Regions from separate parts of the Homo sapiens genome. Here region 2 is linked to region 1. A link is a contact called in ENCODE Hi-C or POLR2A ChIA-PET data. All regions are on one chromosome and are shown on one strand. The core of a region is the stretch at or near the end of the contact, and the rest is flanking DNA. Distances in the headings are between cores, read along the strand shown. Region 1 has its middle 110 kb from the start of ZNF462. Region 2 has its middle 23 kb from the start of RAD23B.

Region 1 (6,501 bases), core at 1,173-3,672:
AGTGAGCACCCACTGTGCGTCATTGAGCACTTCTGCAAGTCAAGGGTTTCATGCAGCCACTCCACCAGGTGGATGTGACTTCCCCATTTTAATGATGTGGAAAGTGAGGTTTGGTGAAGAAAATGTGCCTTATCAAAGGCTGAGCTTCTAGGATGTGGCCAAGCCAGGATTCAAACTGAGGTCTGTCTGAGTTCCGGTCTGCTGCATTCTCCTTCCTGTGACCAGAGTTAAGCTCTATTAAATGACAGACTGCACAAATATGAACTATCTGCAAAGCCTCCAAGCAGATCTGCCATCCTTTTCTACCCAAGGAAGACATAGTCCAGGTTTACTTTAGGCCAAGATACCAAAAGAGGAAACAGGCCATAACTCCCCTAACCAAGTGCACTCATGTTAGACATCAGATTCTTTCCAATGTTTCCTGATAAATGTGTAATTTACTGCTATCAGTTGGTATTGTATAGCAATTAAAATGAAGAAACCCTGTGAATCAGTTTGCCTGGCCTTGAATTCCCTTTATAATATAGTAGCCAAGTAACCTTGGCCAAATTACTGAGACTCTCTAAGCCTCAGCTTCCCATGTATAAATGGGGATGAGAATAATACTTACCTCATAGTGTTATGAGGAGCAAATAAGATGATGCATGGAAAGCACTTAAAACAGACTCTGGCATATGGTGTGAGCTCGATAAATCCCAGCTATTATTATTATCATAATATCTGTGCATAAATCTATCTGCAACTCTAATTGTTTTCTTAGGACAGATTCCAACAAGTAAAATCACTGTATCAAAGGGTGGCTCCTCATACATAGTGCTTAATTATCCTCCAGAAATTTTAGAGCGATTTATATACCCAATAGCAGAGCCTGCAGGAGTAAATGCAACATCCTTCATAGCAATAGACTCAAAAGATATATCAAATGCAGATGACTGTGATACTACAAAAGATGTTTGAATATCCTGCGGTTTTCATGTATATGGGTATAAACTTTCTCTTTTTAATGCCCTTTCAGTCATGGAAAGAACCAAGGCCCTGCTGGTCATCCCAAAGGCCTTTGATTTAAGAGAAAAGAGTTCAATTCCAGGTTCTTATGAGCTGTGAGATTTTAAGCTGGTTCATTCCTCTCTTGTTGCTCAAAAAAAAAAAGTTTTTTTTAAACAGGAATTATATATGGGCAGTATCTTCCTGTCATACTTGTTGTACCTACATATGCAGAGTAAATGTGACTATCCCTGGTGATAATAACTGTCAATATTTTTCTTTTTACATTTTTCTATTAATGCATTGCAATTGTGATTGTTCATATTATTATAGATATTTATTAATATAGCTATTCATATGCTCATGTCCAGTGTAGTTCAACTCCAACTCTACCAAAATCTTGCCATGTGACCAAGGGTTAGTGACTTCACCATTTTGGGTCTCTTTTTTTAATAACATTGAGGGGCTTGATCCAGATGATCTCCAGTGTCCATGTTTCTCTCATCTTGCCTTTCCATTTTTCAGGGTTTCTCAACTTCAACACTACTGACATGATCTGATTCAGATAATTCTGTTTTGTGCTGAAGGGAATGGGGTGGGGTGTGGCTGTCCTGAGCACTGCAGGAGTTTTAGCTGCATCCCTGGTCTCTACTACCCACAGGCGTCCGGCCCAAGTTGTGACAACTGAAAATACCTTCAGACATCACCAAATGTTCCCAGAGGGTCAAAATCATCCCCGGTTAATAATCTGCCATATGCTTAAGGGTGTCAGGCTTTGAGCGTTAAAGATTTGATTTAGAAGGGCTTTAATATATCTTCCAATCACAGAATTCCAAATGACCATGATGCCGTGACTGATTTGAACTTACACTCATGCACATGATACGTATTTGGGAGAAGCCCTTGTCATCTCCAGTGTCTCTTCCACCTCTTGATTTCCACAGGGATAGTCATCTACATCTTTGCTAGAGGTGACAGCTGAAATATCCAAACCATGGGCTTGGGGTCCATCTGACCTAGTCACCAGTCAGGTGCCTCTGGGGAAATTCTTTAGTTTTTCTAATCTTTTTTTCACTTGTGAAATCTGGATGACACCTCAGAGCCACTCGAGGATGACAAAATGTGACAAGCACAAGTGTACCTAGTACCAAGGATGAGGACGAATCCATTTGAGGGAAGCTGTTGCTTTCATTGTTTCCTATTGAATATGATTACCACTCCATTATTTCCCAGCCATAGCCTCGGGGTTTGGACCAAGTTTTCTTTTGACTTAGGTGTTTCCAGTCAGAGTCAAAGAGAAACTCCTAAGGAATGGAGAGGACAAATGGTCCCGTTAGCAGTCAGAGGAATGCTGTGGACTAAGAGAGTGACTTTGGTTCCAGCTGAAATGTCAGCAGAGCGCTGGGAGAAAAGAATCTGTTTAGCAGGTGTGTTTGGAATCTGGCAGAGAGAGCTGGGTCAGGTCCAGGACCACTGAGCTGTTCTGAATGCCTTCTATGTTGACTCTCTGGGACTGAGACTCAGGAGTTAAAGGAGAGAACGTCTAAGGTAAACACACAACAGCCAGACAGTGGCTAGAATTTTTCCTCAGGCTTTCTGTGTCTCTTGCAGAACACCAAGAGGCCGGCAACATGAGTGTGGCCTGAGTCTGACGCCTTCGCCCACCCTCTTCCAGATCACCTGATCCGAAAGAAGTTACGAAAATAGCTCAGAATCTGGGCCTGCCTGGAAGAGACATAAAGATTCATTTACATGGGAAGGTGACTGCTCTGAATATCCACAGACGACGAATCTATGCTAATGGTTCAGTCTCCCACAAATCTGGGATTTATATAACTGGTTCCTACCCTTGTTCCTTGCCAGCAGAAATGCTTGAATTATCTTAATTCCAGAATGTAAATTATTCCAATTCTGAGGCCATCATTTTAAAGCTGTCAAAGTCAATATTTTTAACAGCCTAGAAAAAAATTACAACTGGAAAATGTCTAAACAAGTTGTGCTTGAGGTCTTGAGACAACTTCTGGCAAATATCTGTGCTGAGGTGGATAAATACCCTCCACTAATTTCACAATGAAGGAAGAACATAAATTTCTCTCAACACCAATTCGTGTGCCAGAGTAAATATGTTCGTCCACGGGCATTGACCACTTTTAATCTGTTACCTTCCATTTATGGACTAACCATTTGTCTTTATTTATTAATTTTCTTTTTTTTGAGACAAAGTCTTGCTCTATCACCCAGGCTGAAGTGTAGTGGCGAGATCTCGGCTCACTACAACCTCCACCTCCCAAGTTCAAGCAATTCTCCTGCCTTACCCTCCCAAGTAGCTGAGATTACAGGCACCTGCCACGATGCCCAGCTACTTTTTGTATTTTTAGTAGAGATGGGGTTTCACGATGTTGGACAGGCTGGTCTCGAACTCCTAGCCTCAAGTGATCTGCCCTCCTCGGCCTCCCAAGGTCCTGGGATTACAGGCATGAGCCACCATGCCCAGCCCCATTTATCTTTTAATGTGAAGATTTTTAAAATATATTAATTCTTAAAATAATAATATTCAATACTTGGTCATGAAAAAATAGGAAAAAATCCTTCCCTCGCCTCCATTCTTTCTAAATTTTCATTTCATTTCTATTTTAATCCACTTCATCCATTATTCTCTGAGTGTTACTGTGTGCTGGACACAGATCTATGGATGCTGAGATCTGTAAGAACTTCCTCAAGGTGAGAGAGGAGGCTTTCAAAGGAACTACATCACACTTGATCAGGAAGGAAATGGCAGCTCCTTTTTTAATGTACATATCAGTTTCCATGCAGGTGAATCATCCTCTACCTTATTAACTCTTTCATACAGAAACCTGGGATTGAAGGAAATGAGAATGGAAGGAAAAGACTATACAAAGAAGAATCACATTTATGGTTTGCCTTTGGGGTAGAAGCCATTCTTTTGCACCTGGGGAACTGGCCAGGCTGTAAGAATATGGTGCCAACCAAGTGGCACCTCTGCCCACCATTGCTCTAGATGCCAGGCTAAATGGTCCTTGTGAAATACGGCTGGAAAAATCTCTGTTATGGGCCCATCTCCTATTCAGAGGCTGGAAAACACCCCATTCCTGTAGCTCTGAAGCAGGATTAATTGATTGGTCTCATATGAACCTAAAAGCTGTTAAGAGCAAGGAGGATGAAAAGCAATTCAAATTGCTTTATTACCATTTTCTAGTAAAGTACCAGTTTAGTTCTCAGCCCTACTGTGAAGCAGCGGGTTTCCAGATATTGACTGTGCTGGCATGTGCTCCTAGAAGAGAGGAAACGCCTGGGTCTGAAAAGCAGAAACATCTGCTCAGATCTCTGGCAGGCCTGTTGCTGGAGCTGCTGGGGGTGGTGGTGGTGGGGGGGTGGTGGGTTCCCTCCAGGTGGTGTCACTGCAAGCAGGAGACAGAGGAAGCACTCCCAATGGGGGAGTTCTTGTCTGTGGGTAGAGACTCCTCCTTTTCCTTTTTTTTAAAGACATCATTCACTTAATGTGGGGGAAAAAGATTATAAATAGTTTTATAAGGCAATCTATATACTTTCTGATAGAGGGCAGCAAGGCGACTATAGTAGCTACAATGATGATGATAATAATAATAGCCATCACATACTGCTTGTATATGCCAGGCACAGGGCACTTTACATATCTTAACTCATTTAATTCCAAACAACACTACAAGGTAGGTACCACTATCATCTCCCTTTTATAGATGAGAAAACTGAGGCACAGGAGGGAAATAACTTGCTCAAGTTCACCAGCTAGTAAGTGTAAGAGTCAAGCTTTAAGCCCAACTAGTCTAGCTGTAGGGTTCCTAGCTATAGTAATAATCACTGCTGTGTGCTAGGTATCAGATCTAGCATATACCACACACATTACTTTCTTTGATCTTTACAGAAATACTATCAGTCAGATATTACCATTCCCAATTTTCAAATGGGCACACTCCAGTTTAGAGTTGTGAAATAATTTTTTCAAGATCATGAGGATAAGAAATGTCAGAGGCTGGATTAACCCCAGATCAAGCTGTTTTTCCAATGCCTGATACCTCTCCATGACCTGAAAGTTTAGAGTTGAGCTACACTTTCTCTATGGGAATCTAGCCCAGAATGCCAATAACAAATCAATCAGTAATAATATTATTAATAATAGTTGCCATTTATTGAGCACCTGCAATTCAATAAGGCCTGTCTTAGACATAAATGTCATCATCACAAATCCCTGCAAGTCAGGTTGTTATTGTCCTCATAAATCAAAGATGAAAACATGAAAATCCAGTGCATTTCTACACACTAACAATGAACAATGTGAAAAGGAAATTTAAAAAATTCCGTTTACAATAGAATCAAAAAGGATAAAATATTTGGGAATACACTGACACCAGAAGTGCAGGCAATAAAAGAAAAAATAGATAAATTAAACTTCATCAAAATAAAAAACTTTAGTGCATCAAAGGATACTATAAAGAGAGTGAAAAGGCAAGTCATAGAATACAAGGAAATACTTACTAATCATAAGGAACTGACATTCACAATACATGAAGAACTCTTAAACTCAACAACAACAAAAAGGCAAACAACCTGATTTTAAAATAGGCAAAGGGCTTGAATCAACATTTCTCCCAAGAAGATATACACATGGCCAATAAGCACATGAAAAAAATGCTCAGTACCATTAGTCATTCAGGAAATGCAAACCAAAACCGAAATGAGATACCTTTTTACACCCATTAGGATGGCTATTACCAAAACAAAACAAAAACAAACTCCCCTCCAAAAAAAAAAAAACAGAAAATGACAATGACAACTGTTAAGTGTTAGCAAGGATGTGAAGAAATTAAAACCATTGTGCACTGTTGGTAAGAATGTAAAATGGTGCAGCCACTGTGGAAAACAATATGGCAGTTACTCAAAAGTTAAACATAGAATTACCATATGATCCACAAATTCTACTTCTAGATATATACCCAAAATAATTGAAAGCAGGAACTCAAACTGCTATTAATATTTGCACACTCATGTGTACAGCAGCATTATTCACAATGACCAAAAGCCAGAAACAACCTAAATGTCCACTGACAGATAAATAAACAAAATGTAGTACACATATAATAGAATATTATTCAGCCTTAAAATGGATTGAAATTCTGGCATATGCTATGACATCAATGAATTTTGAAGATGTTATACTAAGTGAAATAAGCAAAACACCAAAGGACAAACAGTATGATTCCACTTACATGAAGTATCTAGAAAAATCAAATTCACAGAGAAAAAGAGTAGAATGACGGTTGCGTGGGCCTTGTGGAAGGGGACCACGGAAAATTGTTGTTTAATGGGTACAGAGTTTCAGTTTGAGATGACAGAAAAGCTCTGGAGATGGATAATAGTGATGAATGCATAACAATGTGAATATACCTAGTGCCACTAAACTGTACACTTTAAAGGGACTGAAATGGTAAGTTTTATGTTATGTATATTTTACCACCAAAA
Region 2 (6,501 bases), core at 2,623-5,122, 500 kb after region 1:
CGCCCCTCACCTCCCGGACGGGGCGGCTGGCCGGGCAGGGGGGCTGACCCCCCCCACCTCCCTCCCGGACGGGGCGGCTGGCCGGGCAGAGGGGCTCCTCACTTCCCAGTAGGGGCGGCCGGGCAGAGGCGCCCCTCACCTCCCGGACGGGGCCACTGGCCGGGCAGGGGGGCTGACCCCCCCCACCTCCCTCCCGGACGGGGCGGCTGGCCGGGCGGGGGGCTGACCCCCCCACCTCCCTCCCGGACGAGGCGGCTGGCCGGGCGTGGGGCTGACACCCCCACCTCCCTCCCGGACAGGGCGGCTGGCCGGGCGGGGGGCTGACCCCCCCACCTCCCTCCCGGATGGGGCGGCTGGTCGGGCGGGGGGCCGACCCCCCCACCTCCCTCCCGGACGGGGCGGCTGGCCGGGCAGAGGGGCTCCTCACTTCCCGGTAGGGGCGGCCGGGCAGAGGCGCCCCTCACCTCCCAGACGGGGCGGCTGGCCGGGCGGGGGGCTGACCCCCCCACCTCCCTCCCGGACGGGGCGGCTGGCCAGGCGGGGGGCTGACCCCCCCACCTCCCTCCCGGACGGGGCGGCTGGCCGGGTGGGGGGGCTGACCCCCCCATCTCCCTCCCGGACGGGGTGGCTGGCCGGGCTGAGGGGCTCCTCACTTCCCAGTAGGGGTGGCCGGGCAGAGGCGCCCCTCACCTCCCGGACGGGGCGGCTGGCCGGGCGGGGGGCTGACCCCCCCACCTCCCTCCCGGATGGCACGGCTGGCCGGGCGGGGGGGCTGACCCCCCACCTCCCTCCCGGATGGGGCGGCTGGCCGGGTGGGGGGCTGACCCCCCCCCACCTCCCTCCCGGATGGGGTGGCTGCTGGGCGGAGATGCTCCTCACTTCCCAGATGGGGTGGCTGCCGGGCGGAGAGGCTCCTCACTTCTCAGACGGGGCAGCTGCCGGGCGGAGGGGCTCCTCACTTCTCAGACGGGGTGGTTGCCAGGCAGAGGGTCTCCTCACTTCTCAGACGGGGCGGCCGGGCAGAGACGCTCCTCACCTCCCAGACGGGGTCTCGGCCGGGCAGAGGCGCTCCTCACATCCCAGATGGGGCGGCGGGGCAGAGGCGCTCCCCACATCTCAGACGATGGGCGGCCGGGCAGAGACGCTCCTCACTTCCTAGATGTGATGGCGGCTGGGAAGAGGTGCTCCTCACTTCCTAGATGGGATGGCGGCCGGGCGGAGACGCTCCTCACTTTCCAGACTGGGCAGCCAGGCAGAGGGGCTCCTCACATCCCAGACGATGGGCGGCCAGGCAGAGACACTCCTCACTTCCCAGACGGGGTGGCGGCCGGGCAGAGGCTGCAATCTCGGCACTTTGGGAGGCCAAGGCAGGCAGCTGGGAGGTGTAGGTTGTAGTGAGCCGAGATCACGCCACTGCACTCCAGCCTGGGCACCATTGAGCACTGAGTGAACGAGACTCCGTCTGCAATCCCGGCACCTCGGGAGGCCGAGGTTGGCGGATCACTCGCGGTTAGGGGCTGGAGACCGGCCCGGCCAACACAGCGAAACCCTGTCTCCACCAAAACCAGTCAGGCGTGGCGGCGCGTGCCTGCAATCGCAGGCACTCGGCAGACTGAGGCAGGAGAATCAGGCAGGGAGGATGCAGTGAGCCGAGATGGCAGCAGTACAGTCCAGCTTCGGCTCCGCATGAGAGGGAGACCGTGGGGAGAGGGAGAGCGAGAGGGAGACGGAGAGTGAGAGGGAGACGGAGAGGGAGAGGGAGAGGGAGAGGGAGAGGGAGAGGGATAAATCTTATTTATAAAAAGAGTTCATATTTCTGAATATCTCCTTAGGATTAATTCCTAGAAGTAGATTTATTATGTCAAAAACGATGACAGTTCTAAAGACCTTTTACACATATTGCCAAATAACTTTCCAGGAATACTGCCTATTTATATGTCTATAAGCAGCACAAGAAAATCTCCATCTCTTTGTATCTTTACTTACATTGAGTATTGCCACATTAATACAAATCCTGGCCAATTAAATAAGTCAAAAACTGTATCCCTTTGATATTTGAACTGATTAGCAAGATAACAATAAAGAGTATTATCTTACTATGTTACATATGAAAGATTATTGCAATTAAAGTAGTTTTTGCTTTGTTTTTTAATAGATATATTATAGATATTGATGTTATTAAGCCTTTTTTTTTTTTTTTTTGAGACAGAGTCTCCCTCTTGTCTCCCAGGCTGGAGTGCAATGGCTCAATCTCAGCTCACTGCAACCTCCGCCTCCCGAGTTCAAGCGATTCACTGGCTAATTTTTTATATTTTAGTAGAGACAGGGTTTCATCACCATGTTGGCCAGGCTGGTCTGGAACTCCTGACCTCAGGTGATCCTCCTTCCTGGCCTCCCAAAGTGCTGAGATTATAGGTGTGAGCCACTGCACCCAGCTTAAGTCTTTTAACTTTATAATTTATTCCTTATTTTGTGCTCAGAAAGCCATTGCCTATCTTGAGATAAGGTAAATACTCACCTCTACTTCTTGCTAGTTGTTTAAAGGTTTCATTTTTCACACGTAAGTCCCTCATCTGTTTGGAATGATTTTAGTCTATGGTATAGGATATAAATCCAACTGATTTTTTTTTCATTTAATTAATGGTCCCAATATAATGTAACCAAGTAATCTTCCTTTTCTTTATTTGATTGTCACTTTCATCACATAATCTTTTTCAATATTCAATTTGTTCCATTTTGTCCCAGCATCACCTTGTTTGGCATTTTCCAACTTCATATGAAGGTTAAATATTTAATAAGGCATATTGCCTCAAATTATTTCCTTGTAAGTTCCATATGTGATAACTAATATGTTGTTATCACTCCTGTTGAGTTTGAATACTGGTGAAGTGGAATGCTTTTTTATTTTTTATTTTTTGTCTATTTATCTATTTGAGATAGGATCTCGCTCTGTCACCTAGGCTGGAGTGAAATCGGACGATCATAGCTCACTGCAGCCTCGACCTCACCGACTTAAGCGATCTTCCAGTCTCAGCCTTGGAGTGCTTTTTCTTTTCTTTTCTTTTCTTTTTTTTTTGAAGCGGAATCTCACTCTGTTGCCCAGGCTGCAGTGCATTGGCACGATCTTGGCTCACTGCAACCTCCACCTCCTGGATTCAAGCGATTCTCCTGCCTCAGCCTCCTGAGTAGGTGGGACTACACGTGTGTGCCACCACTCCTGACTAATTTTTGTGTTTTTAGTAGAGATAGGGTTTCACCATGTTGGCCAGCCTGGTCTTGAACTCCTGACCTCAATTGATCCACCCGCCTCAGCCTCCCAAAGTGCTGGGATTATAGGCGTGAGCCACCGTACCCAGACGGAGTGCATTTCCAAATGTGTATTTATTGACCACTTGTATTTTTCATTTGTTTGTTGTCTGTCCATATAATTTGGCAAGTTTAGGGCACTCAATTTTTTTTACTGATTTGTAATCACACTCTATTAATTGAACATAGCACATGGTTTATCTTTGTCTTTATTTTAATTTTTCATAGCTGGAATATTTGACCCACCTATAACTGGCCGAATTTCTGCATTAGGAACTTGCTATTATTGGAGCATCCATTCTTTTCCCACTGATTTGAAATGTCACTTTTATCGCCTTGTGTTTATAACTCTAAGATCAGGCTGCTGCCATTCATACACCACAAACCTCTTTACCACGGTTTTCTATAAGGTTGTGAGTGAACTGGAACAGTGGCCTTTAACACATGGTAAATGGCATATAAGTGATAGCTCTTATTATTGCACTGGCTAAAAGATCTCTCCCTTTGTGGTTTTGTTTGTTTCCACTTCCCCCTTTATTTGGTGAGAACAACAAGCTCAGTAAGGCTCAACCTTTGCTCTTTGAATCGGTTCAGTTACTCACCTCCCTAGAGGCAGTTTAGAAACTCCCTCGAGCAGAATAAATGAAGCTCTCCTAATTCTTTGTTTTGATGTTTCTGCCCACACCCACACTCCTGACACTGTCAAATATTCCAGCCTCTGACTTTGGGATCCTAAGAGATGCTGTGGGATTTAACTGCGGAGGTGACACATTCAATGTATAATGGTAACCTGAAGGGGCACTGATCCCACTGAACTCCTTAGCTCCCAGCTTAGGAACTGACTGTGGCAAATTTCAGTTAGCAAGTACATCTAGCACAGTGAAGGCTAGCAATTTCTGAAGTCCTTCAGTTCACTTCCCAGCCCCTAGTTCTGTGAATTGCCTCAGGGCTGGCTCCTAACAGCTGTGCCTGGGCTCTGAGCTTGGAATTTTCTTCTTTGAACTCATACAGAAAAATTTACGTGTTTTCTTTTTTTTCTGTCAATCTATTTCCAGATGCTTTATAGCTTTCAGAACTATAGCTGAGTACAATCTACCAAAAACGTAGTGGTTTAAAACAACAATTTATTATTATCTTATGAGCCTCTGTGTTGACTGAGTTTAGCTGAGCTGTTCTTCTGGTCTCACTTCTGGTCTCTCATGCAGTCATAGATAGCAGCTAGGACGGCAGTCCTCTGGAGGCTGTGCTGCATGGAGACATCCAAGATGACTTCTCTCACATGTCTAGCAACTTGATGCTTCTCCACATGGCCTGTCTCCTCATCCTTAGGGGTATCTCATCCTCCAGGGTTTCTACACATGACCACTTTCTACAGCGTGGTAGCTGGATGCATACATTATGGTCCGCTTTCATGAGTGCAAAAAAGGAAGGTGCCAGGACTTTTAAAGGCTTAAATCCAAAATGCTACAGCATCACTGTCACTGCATTTTATTGATTAAAGTCCACCTGCAATATGGGAGGAGACTACACAGAGGAATAAGTACCAACAAGCGTGGTTCACTGGGATCATTTTTGTATAACTATCACATCACTTTGTTTTGGTTTCCAAAGCTGTTGTGTTTTGGGACGTTTTTTGAAATTACTTCAAAAAGATTTAGAGGAGAAAAAAATGAACTCAGTTTTAATTCACCATCTTAAAGTGGGAATCCAGTATTTGTTTTGAAAATGGCTGTAGAAATTATTTTTTGGTATTTGTGTTATTCTCTTTTTACTATGTGCATTGTGTAATACAACATATACAATAATCTCATTTTCTAATCCTGTCAACATCACTTAATTGAAAAAATATGGTTTTCTTTGAAAATAAAATCTCTCAGAATAAGAATATATTCAATTCTTTAATTCAATAAACATTTAAAAAAATCCCTTATATGCTGGGTCCTATAATCAAGGTACAGAGTGACTAATATTTTCAATTTGATTCAATGATCAGTAATCATAAAGCATTCTTTTTTTTAAAAGTACATTAAGCTCTTATTAAATTTATGGAACTATAGGGGTATAAAGGATTTTAAGGCAGTGTTGTCCTCAGGGAGCCTTAAAATAGGAATAGTTATTAAATGTAATAAAAATGAACATGTTGTGCACACACAAAAGACATTCTTGGGCCCTTATCTAACACCACATACAAAAATTAATTCAATATGGATCAAAGACCTAAAGATCTAAAACTAAAAAACTTTTAGACAAAAACATAGCATAAAGATTCATGACATTGGCTTTGACAATGATTTCTCAGATATGAACAAAAACCACAGACAACAAAGAAAAAAAATAAATTGGACTTCAAAATTTTTGAAATTTGGACATCAAAGGACACTGTCACCAGAGTAAAAAAGCAACTCAAAGAATGGACTAAAGTATTTGAAAAATCACATATCTGATAAGGGAGTAATATTCAAAATATAGGAAGTTGTAAAACTCAACAACAAAAAAATAAACAATTTAAAAATGAGCTAAGGACTTGAATAGATATTTCTCCAAAGAAAATGTACAAATAACCAATAAGCACATGAAAAGATGCTCAACATCACTCATCATTGGGAAAATGCAACCCAAAGCTACAATAAGATACCACCTTACACCATCAGGATGACTATTATTATTATTATTATTTTGAGACAAAGTCTCCCTCTGTTGCCCAAGCTGGAGTGCAATGGCGCAATCTCAGCTCACTGCAACCTCCGCCTCCCAGATTCAAGCGATTCTCCTACATCAGCTTCCCAAGTAGCTGGGATTACAGGTGCCTGCCACCACGCCCAACTAATTTTTGTATTTTTAGTAGAGACGGAGTTTCACCATGCTGGCCAAGCTGGTCTTGAACTCCTGACATCAGGTGATCCGCCACCTTGGCCTCCCAAAGTGCTGGGATAAAATAGAAAACAAGTGTTAGTGAGAATGTGGAGAAATCAGGACCTTTATGCGTTGACGGTGAGAATGTAAAATGGTATAGCCACTATGGAAAACAGTATGGCAGTTGCTCAAAAAATTAAACATAGAATTATTATTTGATCTAGCAATTCTACTTCTGGGTATATACACAAAAAGATTAAAAGTAAAGATTTCAATAGATATTTGTAGATCCATGTTTACAGCATTGTTATAATCATCATCATTATCATCATCATTGCTACT

The links. A loop is a pair of places that touch in the nucleus more often than their neighbours do. ChIA-PET counts read pairs that join two places held with the same protein, here RNA polymerase II (POLR2A). Pooled maps may share reads with other maps.
Region 2: a map with no recorded cell type shows a loop between it and region 1 (7-fold over the local background). The contact joins two enhancer-like sites. A Hi-C loop is called at or near these places in 2 of 37 single-sample maps with no recorded cell type and 3 of 50 pooled maps. POLR2A ChIA-PET finds 5 or more read pairs at or near these places in 2 of 52 experiments (IMR-90 and WTC11).

What each region holds. Positions count from the first base shown.
Region 1 is chr9:106,753,414-106,759,914 of GRCh38, forward strand. No RefSeq gene overlaps it. Among named protein-coding and RNA genes, the nearest start is that of ZNF462, 110 kb to the right of the region's middle. Within about 2 kb of position 2,423, at least 6 of the 41 ENCODE cell types and tissues checked have a DNase peak (open chromatin) inside an H3K27ac peak, as active enhancers do.
Region 2 is chr9:107,256,784-107,263,284 of GRCh38, forward strand. No RefSeq gene overlaps it. Among named protein-coding and RNA genes, the nearest start is that of RAD23B, 23 kb to the right of the region's middle. RefSeq lists an enhancer at 1,625-2,164. Within about 2 kb of position 3,873, at least 3 of the 41 ENCODE cell types and tissues checked have a DNase peak (open chromatin) inside an H3K27ac peak, as active enhancers do.